Regions from separate parts of the Mus musculus genome. Here region 1 is linked to region 2. The links are chromatin loops, found by intact Hi-C in ENCODE. Cell type or tissue: gastrocnemius. All regions are shown on one strand. Each heading gives the region's core, and the rest is flanking DNA. Links, peaks and the distances in the headings are about the cores only.

Region 1 (5,379 bases), core at 249-5,248, 200 kb after region 2:
TGGATCAGCAGTCAAGAGCACGTGTTGGTCTCGCCGAGGACCTCGGTTGGATTCCCAGAACCCTGGTAGCAGTTCTCCGTGGTCTGAGACTCCAGTTCAAGGGGGATTTCCTTTTGATCTTTATAGGCACCAGATATGCATGTGGTGCACAGACACACAAAACAAAAATAAATAAATCTAAAAAAAAATCCTCCCCAAAGAAAATATTTGGATAATATATCAAGAACAATAAATAAGTAACTTTGTCTAAATTAACAGCAGCTGACCAGACCGTTATACAAGAAACCCTTATAAAGAAATTAACAATATGTTCATAGAAAAATCCATAAATCCTAGATAAAGCCTTTTTTCTGCCTCTGCAGCACTTCAGAAAAGAACTCGGAGAACTCCCCCACTCAGTAATTCTCAGCAGTCACAATACTTGGAAACACCTTCCATTTGCTGCCCTTATCCAGCTATGTCTTACACGCTGACACCCAGGAATCTGCTAATAATATACAGTCTGAAAGGAACTTAAATTTCAATGAAGCAAGGCAAAGAGTCCCTTTCTAACTAAACTAACCGGAACATAAATTTACTCCCCTTATGTTAAATCAAACAGCCTTTATAAAGTTAGTCTATCAAACCTATCCTTGCCCGCTGCAGAACTTAGCTCTGCCTGATGGCTTTGTGAGCTGCCGACCCTGGCTTTTCATTCTTTGTGTTCAGAAATTAAGAACTCGGTCAGGAAGTCTCACATTCGGTGAAAGCCTCATATGAACTGCTTTTTAGTTACTTAAGGAAATCGCAATATCAGCCTCGACTAAGACTCAAAGAGCCAAACAGACTGCTCTAAGAATTCAGTTGGTATACTGTTCTCAGCGGTATGCACTTGCGAAGCGAGTTGGCTCACTCTAAGCTGTTAGTGATTAGTATGAGTGTGCTCCTGTGTCAGTCTTAGAAACATTCAAAGTCATTTCCCCGAAGGCTTCCTCGAAGATTCCTGCAGCAGTTGACACAGAGAGAACTCATGGAGAAACACATTACATTCACAGTGATTAGAGGAAACATCAGTGTTTTCTTATGTCCAGGTCATAAAGGATAAGCTGTTTACTTGACGAAGAAAGAAACTGGCTTTGAAGAGTTTGCAAAAAAAAAAAAAAAAAAAAAAAAGGAGTGCTAATGTTTTAAGAATATAATATTTGGAGTACATTACTATGGTTTTTAAAAGTAGAACCAATTTTAAACTCTCAATTACAGGACTCATTTCAACTCTGTGGCTTTTAAAGAAAATATATTTTTTTAAGTTGCTCGTGCATTTAGAATAAATCACAAACCCTCCCAGGAAAGAGTGAGGTATTAATTGTATGTTTTAATAAGGATTTTGATTAAATACTATTAGAAAACTGAAACTATTGCCCAAAGGCAAGCGTAATTATTTTTCAACTTCTTTACTGCTACCAAAATAATATCCTACAGTAGTAATGAGTTCTGCCACGTAGAAATAGCCATCTTACAGTGATGTTCACACGTTCCTACAGCATCCTGAAGGTCAAAACTTCACGAATTACTTCTTTTAACTTGAGCAATTAAGTTTAAAATATAGTGCCCTATGTTCTAAAATTATAGCACTCACTCAGACAATGGACCACCACAGTTCACTTATTAAATGTTCCCCATTATGGAAATGAGATGGAGAAAAGAATCCGTGTCCTCCCCTCAAGGTTTCTCAAATGTTTCTTGATCATGTAGTTCATTTACTAAGCAATTTTGGAGATTAATTAAAAATGGTAGAAAGAGAGCCCCCAAGATGACGTAGTAAAATATCCCATGCTAAAAAGATTATGTGGTTTGGGCTTGACAAATGTGAGCTGACATCTGCTGGGCTCTTTTGTAGAAAGGGATAAAGGGACTGGGTTCTCCAAGGAGAAAAGAATCCACACCAGGAAGCAATGTAAGGGACAATCAGAGTTTAAAAGGGAGTAGGGCCAAGCAAGCGAGATCCACGGGGCAAAGCTCACAGAGATGAAAGGGAGAGTTCTCATTCATTTTATGTAGACTGCAGCAGATAAGAGATCCCATAGATCAAAGCCTTGTGACATAATGGGAGCTGATTGAGCACAATGCAATTTTTTCTGGTCAAGAGTTTAATGTGCAAAAGTGAAACAGGCTGTCTGTGTTCGATGCTCTCCACTTCTATTATGTAATATCTTGTTATGGAGGAAGAACTAAGAGAAACCATGCATCTTCTCCACAACTTATTTCTATTGTGGGGCGTTTACCTCACGTTACAAGGTCACGGAAATGCCAGGCCAGGAATGGTGCTTGGAGGGCAGGTTTTCCAAGATTTGTGGGTGGCTTTTAATGCTGTTATCATCTTAATTCTGGAAATTTCGATGTTTGCGGGTGACGGTTTTTCCAGAAACTATTCAGTAGTTGACTATTAAATGATCAGCCCACCTATGCAAGTTTCCAGACTCATTTTCTAATGGAAGGCTAACATCTTCATATTTCCTCAAACTGTTGCAAGCCCAACTTTACATGGATAACAAGGGTATAATAATAGCTCAGGGGAAGAATAGGTTTGTAATGTTGCTTTGTGGAGAGTTCATGTGAATGTCTGTCACAGTGGGGAAAACACAGGACTCACAGACAGACCTCATCTTTCTGGATGAAGGATAAACAGCCTTCAAGAGGTAGCACTTGCCTGTTCTAGGGGCTGTATCCAGCATTACCTACCTGAAATGCCTTTTCCCTTTAGTGGGATATATTAAAACCCTTTCTCTGTCTTAGTGAACCTTTTAAAAGGTTGTCTTACTCGGATGAAGACCAAACTGACTGCCCCAGATATTGAAAACAAACAAACAAACAAACAAACAAAAAACCAAGGAGGGCTGCAGGCACCACAGGACTGGAAAACATTGCATGGTCCCAGGACAGAACTATTAGTACCATGGAGAGGGACATGTCATCTGACTTTGTACACCCTCCATGAAAGGCCTGAGAACACTGCCACCTGGGGACCTGATGCAGAATGCTATTGGCAGCTGCTGGTGGACAGAAGAGCAGCAGCAGTAATAAATGCAGGGACCCACAGGAGTTGGCCAGGTGCTCTCCCGAAGGAACAACAGCACTATAGGGGTTGCCTCATCTAAAGGGGGCTGTTTCGTGGGTCCCTCCTATGAGGCCAATTTTCTGCCATTATTTTGCTCAGAATAAACTTCAGGACACTTTAAGAGAACTCTGGGCTCCAAATCTTTGTTTTAAGAAGTTCTTTAAATGAACCAAATGAATTTAAGGTTGTATTAGAACGCTGCCGAGATCATATAAATTGCATCGTTGAGGTTGATCAGATCAGAGTAAGTCACCTAGCCACTCTGGTGTAAAGGACATCACGTGACTCTCTACCACTAGCCAGTGAGCTCCAAGAAGGAAAAGCTGGGTCTTCAATTCCCCAGAAAAACACAGCAGGTACTTGGCACAGAGTCCTAGCTCACCCTAAGTCCTCTCACAAAGCAACCAGTCCAACTGCTCACTTGTAAGAGTAGCCGAGAGCTGTTTATCAGTGAGATCTGTACAGGGATTCCTTCCCACCACATCCCTGTCCTTTATTGGCTATCCTCCTTCCTCACAAGAGAGAATAACTTGTGCATCACCTGTCTGTTAAAAAGTGTATGGCCTGTGGCTTAGGCAGAAAATAGAGATGGGATACCCAGGAGAAAGAAAGGGTATGCGGAGAAAGGCAGGAGGAAGATTCAACAGAAGATACGATGAGCCAAATCCATGGTACCTGAGCACAGGTAAAATGTACGCTAGAATACGTAGGACAATTTAAGTTATATCTAATCAGAGAAGAGCTTAGCTGTATGACCAAGTTATTTATAAATATATCTTGAGTCTGAGTCTTATTTCTAGGAGCATAGGGCTGGGAGGAAGGACCAGAGATGAACTTCATCATTTCTCCCCTGCAAGGATGATTAATAGATAACCGATTAGGAAGCTAGAAAGGAAGAAGTCATCAACATAGATCGACTCCCTTCCTTCGCTTCCGCTGGGCTGTAAGCTTAAGGCAGAAATAGATCACCAATGCTTTTCTCACTAGCCAAGTATTCTATGCTTATAATTCTGGATGTGAAGTGTTCTTTTGCCAGAATCTGATAGAAAAAAAAAAAGATAGAAGAGAAATACACGGTCTGTGTTTTGCAAGTGGTCTTTCAAGATTTACAGAGGAGGTAAGCTTCAGTCAGCCACAATAAACCTTACCTTCAGACACTCTTGAAATGTGGACTGTCTTTTAACACGTGAGACTAGTGATCAAATTATTGAGCACATTTTCATACTGAAGAAGGAAATAGGAATGTCTGTAAACATCACCAGTTCGTTTAAAAACACCCTTCTTTAAGAGTTTCCTGATATGATATGGTATGTTGAAATAAAAGGCAGTTCCGTCTCAAAAATATGGCCGTGGCTCGCTTTACGTCTACCATGCTATGTACTCTGTACTCTCCCCAAATACAACAGTGCATTCAGTTATTAGCGCCATGGTTGCAGCAGCCACACATCCTGCCCACTAAGCCTCTTAGCAACACACTCTTGACGCTCGCACCGCTCGTTCTCTGGCTTACTTTTGTTCACTCCTCAGATCTCCTGGCTTTCTACGAGCAGTTGTCACCGGATTATTCACTATGCACTTCCGGTTTCCCTTGCTCTCTTAGAGATTATCCTGTCTCGTGTTCAGCCTATCCATCTGTAACTCCTAACTGCTTGGTGCTTCTAGCACAAAGGTGAAGAGGCAAACAGCACACAGCTCGCCTGAGTGCTGAGAATCGGTCTGCTGTGCCCGTTCACGAACCTTAATAGATCACCAAGGAGCTGCCCCGGATGCCGTCGATGCAGTCGCACAAGGGTCTTTTTATTCGAGCTCAAGCTTGGGTTCACGCTGTTCCTGATGCAGCAGGACGAGAGGGGAAAGCCCAGAGCCCAGTTTCAAGCAAGCGTTTATAGAAGTAAGCAAACAAGCAAGGGGGTTTCTAGCCTGGCACACATCTGATTGGGGGTGGGGAGTAGGGTGGCTCTTGTGGAATTCTGTTGCCCTTTAAAATAATTGGCTGGCGCTGAGAGCCAAACCATAAACTTAACTTCTGCTTTCCTCCTGATTGGTGGTTGTTAGGAAGTGATGTGCCAGGGGCAGGCTTGTTAGAGACTAACCTGGAAACTAGCGCTAGGCGCCAGTTTGTTGGGGAGTAACCTGGAAACTGATGCTAGATGCAGGCTTGTTGGTTAACTCGAGTTCAACCTTAGGTCAGGTTCTTTAAGATGGGGGTGCCAGCCAAATAATACTGTGTAGAGAGAACACCTAGGTGCCTAAACATGTCGAGAAGGTTGGGACAAGAAACCTGG
Region 2 (5,379 bases), core at 288-5,287:
TAGCCCATGATTAATTACCTAATTGAGTTAATAGAATATGGAAGACCCATCCTGAAGGGAGGCCACTCTGTTCCCTGGGTGGATGTCCTACTCTGCGCTAACAGAGGAAACTAGCTAAGTGTGAGTTACTCTGCTTCCTTAGTGTGGCTGGAAGATGACCAATCACTGTAAGCTCCTGCTGGCACCATTTACCCAGGATCATTAACTACTACACGCTTACGCTGTGAAGACAAAGTACATTCAATAGTCTTTTTGTTTGGTTTTGGTTTTGCTTTCTTTCCCTCCCTCCCTTCCTTCCTTCCTTCCTTCCTTCCTTCCTTCCTTCCTTCCTTCCTTCCTTCCTCCCTCTCTCTCTTTCTCTTTCTTTCTTTCTTTCTTTCTTTCTTTCTTCCCCTCCCCCTCCCCCTCCCCCTCCCCCTCCTCCTCCTGCTTCTGCTTCTTTTAAAGAAAGAGCACATACATGAAGTTGGGAGAGGAGAGTAGTTATAAGTGACTAGAGGGGAAGCTGAAGGGAAGGGAGTAGGGTGACCTAGGTCAAAATACATAATCTGCTTGTATGAAATCCTCAAAAACTGTGTAAAAAGGTGTCGTTGATTTACACATATAAAGCATACTGTTTGTCATGTCTGATGCCACCAATCAGAGGTGTAATCCCAAACATACCTTTATTTACTTAAAACACGAGATTAAGTACATTTGTAATATTCTTCCAAAATAGGAAGAAGAAGAAAAAATAAAGCTGATCTGGTTAGAATCAGAGAAAAGGGACCCAACTCGCTCTAACCCTGGAAACAGTGGCTTGCTGCCATATCAGCTGTGGTTCGGAATACTGCTTGCTTGATGGATGTGTTGTGCTGCCTCTGAAGTTCCTGCGGCTTCCTCTGGGCCCAGGGTGGAGCCATCACCCATGCACCATCTGTCACTAGTGAGGACCACGCTGCCTCAATGTAATATGTGCGAACTTGTGACTACAGTTACGACACAGGTTCCAGCTGGTGGAGGTGAGTCAATTGCCCGTGTCCACCGCACAAGGGGCATGCAGAAGGAACCTGATATTCTCAGACTTTCTACTGGGAAACACGAGATAAAAATGAGGCATTTGTGGAACGTAAGAAGAGACCTGAGCTGAGCACCAAGGTGAAAGAGGGCATCCCTTCAGGAATGCATCTAGCAAGGCACTAGATTGTCTTTGTTGTACATTTCATGCAAATTCCTTTCTGGTGCAACTTTTTATCTTGTTCCTCCTCAAATCCCAGTATATTCTGTGTAACAGGAGAATGTCAACTCATTCCACCATTCTTGGGTCCTAATTGGTCTTTTATTTAATAAAGAAGTTTGGGAATTCTCTTTCCATATCCGGTTGGGTCATAAGTCTAGGCACTAGGAGATTCAGTTCTCTCTAGCTATCTAGGACTTATTTGGAGGAAGCATACAAACATCCTACAATCTGCCAACGTTGACAGATTAGAAGTGATTACCAGGAGACCCGTATTAAGAGTTTTTGGAGGGAGGCCGACAGATAAGCAGGAAATGTCTGGGATGATTCCTGCCCACCACCCTCAGTGCAAGTAGAAGCATCCTGGCATGTTTGCTCAAATCTGTCATCTTTGGCACTGGTATAGAAAAATCATTATTGTGTTTATTTAATTCTGTCAAAGCAAAATAGGGTTCCTTTCAATGTCCAGTTTTATGAAATGATATGAAGAAGAGCCAAAATTAAGAGGTAACACTAAAAGAGGAAGTAGGAGAGAGGCTGCCTTTGAGGCTGGCTTCCTGCTGCTGGAACTCTGGAAGTTGGCTGTGTGCCAGTTTGGCTGGCACCTTAATTGCCATGCCACACTGAGACCATCTTTCCTTCCATCTGGGTTACATGTTTGATGAGGCCTCATAGAAAGTGTTAACCATGCTGTCTGTGCAAAGTGGTGACGACGCAGACCGTCCTATGACATTAATTGTGTGGCATGTGAAAACGAGAGAGGTTAACAATAAAAAGGAGTGGATATTCAGGAAGGAAAATCAGAAGATAAAGCCAGAAGGGGCAGACATGATAAATGAGACGAATCTCAGGATCTAATTCACAAGCTGGCTAATACTTCCTAAGGTGAAGAGCGACTCCTGATTCAGAACAGATCAGGAGCAGTGGGGCTGTGCAGAGATGAGAGCACCAGACAGCTCAAAGTGACCTGTCATGGTCATCACAGCAGAAAGCCGTTCCACCAAGGCTGCGGCCTGGGCTCCATCTGCCTTACCCATGAAATGATTTTAGGCTTTAAGATCAGTTCACTACTTGTTACCCAACGTCATAGGTCATGATGCCAAATGGCTTAGGTAACATATATGAAAACGTGTTGGTTTCTGACATACTTCCAGGGTTTTACACATTAATGCTTGAGGCAAAACAAAATGAAATAGGTACTATTGACACCTTAAAATGATGTCTGTAAAGAGAGCTGGAGCTTGGAGCCCTCCTCACCGAAATACTTTCCAAAGTGTTTTCTAATTTTTTTTTAAAAAAGATCAGATAGCTAATTTGACACCTTCAAATAACAAAAACATGCTCCTATAAAAATAGCTCTCTTAACTCTGTACCTTTTCTGTCAGGAAAGTAAGCGGGGCTACATACCATCTATTCACTCTACAACTTAGAACATGGAGGTTCAGGCCAGTAGGTTACAGACCATACTCGAGAAATGAGGCTTCCTTGCCTCAGAAACAATAGATTAAAAAAAGTGTGCTATGTCTCTGTTTTAACATCTGTACATTGAACAGCTTTTCTGTTATAACAAAGTAGAAATGAGCTGATTGGCTGTGCCACTCCCAGAGTGGGTTTTTCCCTCCCCTCTGTGCATACTAATACTAACCGTATTCATCAACTCAGCCAGCCCACACACCAGGCAAGAAGGACCTACTCATTCGGTGAAAGACACCTTAGAGCTTATTACTTCAAACCCCTGCTTCAACTCTTAAGAAACAAGTTGTCGGCTTGCTTAATGTACCTTCTTCCCTACAGCTGCATGCTGGTCTGAAACACCTCTGCCTGTGCTCCAACTTAGTTCTCTTTACGGAATAAAGGCATCAGAAAAAAACTTACCACACCAAAAATAAATTCTTTATTTGCTTCTGGTCAGGCAATATTTGATAGTATTAAGACCATTCCAACATCCGAGCTGTAAAAGAAAGACATGCTCGTGGTCGTGACATAGATATGGGTTTTTGTCTGGACATAGAGACCGGACAATGATGCCTGGAAACGAACTGTGCAGAACTGTGACAGAAACTCCAGCAAAAGTAGACCTTGGCAGCCTTCCAAGTCCTCCAGCAGCATGACCACGAGTGGCCAGCAGGTGGCGATGTCGTCACTGTAGAGTAACGTCTCTGGTGGTACTTAAGGTTAATATGGAGTTGTCCTCAAGCCAAGGACAGAGCCGAACCAAAAACTAAAACAAACAAAAACAAAACAAAACAACAACAAAAAAGCCCTTTTTTTTTTTTTTGGTCTGGGAAGATGATGGTGCCCTGTAAAAACACGGTGAGAATTATATAGTATGAGGGTGTGCATGCAGTTCACTTTTATTTAGAAGTCTTCTTTTTGTCTTTTTGATCAGAGACTGGGCAAGAGGAGAGGTAGAAAAAGATGCAGGATGCTGAAGAGATTGGTTTCAGAACAAAAATAATGCTGTCTGTTGAGACTCTGGGACAGAAGGAAATCAAAACATTTGGGCAAAGCAGTAATGCTTTGAAATATGCAGGAAAGGGAGAAGGCAAAACAAAACAACAAACCAGCCAGGAGACTGGCAGCGCCAGCTTCCAACTGGTCTTCTCTGTTTTCTCATTCAGATTCTGATTAGAGCCACCAAGCACTCCAACGACAAATTCCTAATGCAACTCCCGGTGTGTGCTCCGTCCTTGGAACCCCAGCAGTGGGGATGTCGATGTGCCAGAGTGTGAGCACTGCCTACCATACACAGCGAGACCCTGTTTCAAATGTCAAAACAACACAGTAAAACCCATGTGTGTGCATTCAGACTTCCAGGAGTGGCGCACATAGTCACAGCAGCCCTGGCACAGCAGAGGCAAGACGATCATGGTCGGAACACGGCTCACAAGCGAGGCTATGTCAGACTTGAGAGTGCTCGTGAGGAAACTCCAAGAAAATGGAGACGAAAAGTTTTGTGACTTCTATCTCTCCAGAACGTGGGTTGTTTTGAGAATGTGCCTCTGTGCCCCCCCCCCCCCCACCGGGTGTAAGTTAGAGTGGCTTTACTTATGATTACAGGGACTGAGCTGGCTGGTTCTGTGTATCAACTTGACACAAGCTGGAGTTATCACAGAGAAAGGAGCCTCCCTTGAGGAAATGCTTCTGAGATACAGCTGTAAGGCCTTTTCTCAATTAGTGATCAAGGGGGAGGGCCCATTGCGGGTGATGCCATCCCTGGGCTGGTAGTCTTAGGTTCTATAAGAAAGCAAGCTGAACAAGCTGGGGGAAGCAAGCCAGTAAGCAGCACTCTTCCATGGCCTCTGCATCAACTCCTGCATCCAAGTCCCTGCCCTGTGTGAGTTCCTGTCCTGACTTCCTTTGGTGATGAACAGCACTGTGGACGTGTAAGCTGAATAAATCCTTTCCTCCACAACTTGATTGTTGGTCATGATGTTTTGTGCAGGAATAGAAACCCTGACTAAGATAGGTACCATTGTTACTTAGCTGGTGTTTCCAAGCACAGGCTGGCCACATGACTGTAGAGCAACCTAAACTCATGTGACCTTTGCCTTAGATCTTGCTTAACCCTCAGAATACAAATCGTCTGATGCCTTAAATAAACTTGGCTATTAATGAGACTTTACTCCTTTTAGGCTCCACTCTCCCAGGTTCGTGCTGCCAACTAGAGCGATAACTATCATGAACTTCAGGCCAGCCTTGGCTACACAGTAAGATATATGTGTATATATCTGAATATATATATTCAGAAAGAGACTTCATATCTACACACACATACACATACAAGGGACTCAGACACACAAAAGGGTTCCCATATTTTCTAGTAATGAGATAAATATAAATTTAGAGGGGAAATTGTATGTTACTGCACACGTGAAAAGGGTAATATTTTAATGCCCTGCCAATTGTCATTGTTTTCTTCCTTGACCTCATGAACTGTAGGAAAAGAGACTACCACTGAGCCATACCCCAGCCCTTGACAGTTATAACTGGTTTAACTCCTCTAGAGTGTACTTCGGTCATCCGTAAGGAAGTTGAGAATGGACAGCTCTGTCCTAAGTATCTGCTCCCTGCCTTGGCAAAGTACTGTACACACCACCTACTTCCCGGTATTTGACCTCTTGATCTGAGGAAGATCGTGTAATTTCCCTGAGATTTCAGTG

The links. Peaks named below come from ENCODE experiments on the same cell type or tissue, not always from the same donor. Only the 100,000 strongest peaks of a DNase experiment are listed, where the experiment ranks them.
Region 1: a loop joins it to region 2, with 24 times the contacts of the local background. A loop is called at or near these places in 7 of 42 quality-filtered maps.

The regions. Positions count from the first base shown.
Region 1 is chr15:94,460,475-94,465,853 of GRCm38, forward strand. No RefSeq gene overlaps it. Among named protein-coding and RNA genes, the nearest start is that of Adamts20, 59 kb to the left of the region's middle. In gastrocnemius, for the core only: a CTCF peak has its summit at 2,999; DNase peaks (open chromatin) are centred at 3,009 and 3,454.
Region 2 is chr15:94,262,513-94,267,891 of GRCm38, forward strand. No RefSeq gene overlaps it. Among named protein-coding and RNA genes, the nearest start is that of D630010B17Rik, 18 kb to the left of the region's middle. In gastrocnemius, for the core only: no CTCF peak of the experiment used is centred there; DNase peaks (open chromatin) are centred at 886, 1,557, 1,803, 2,189 and 2 more places; H3K4me3 peaks cover 610 bases; H3K27ac peaks cover 1,094 bases.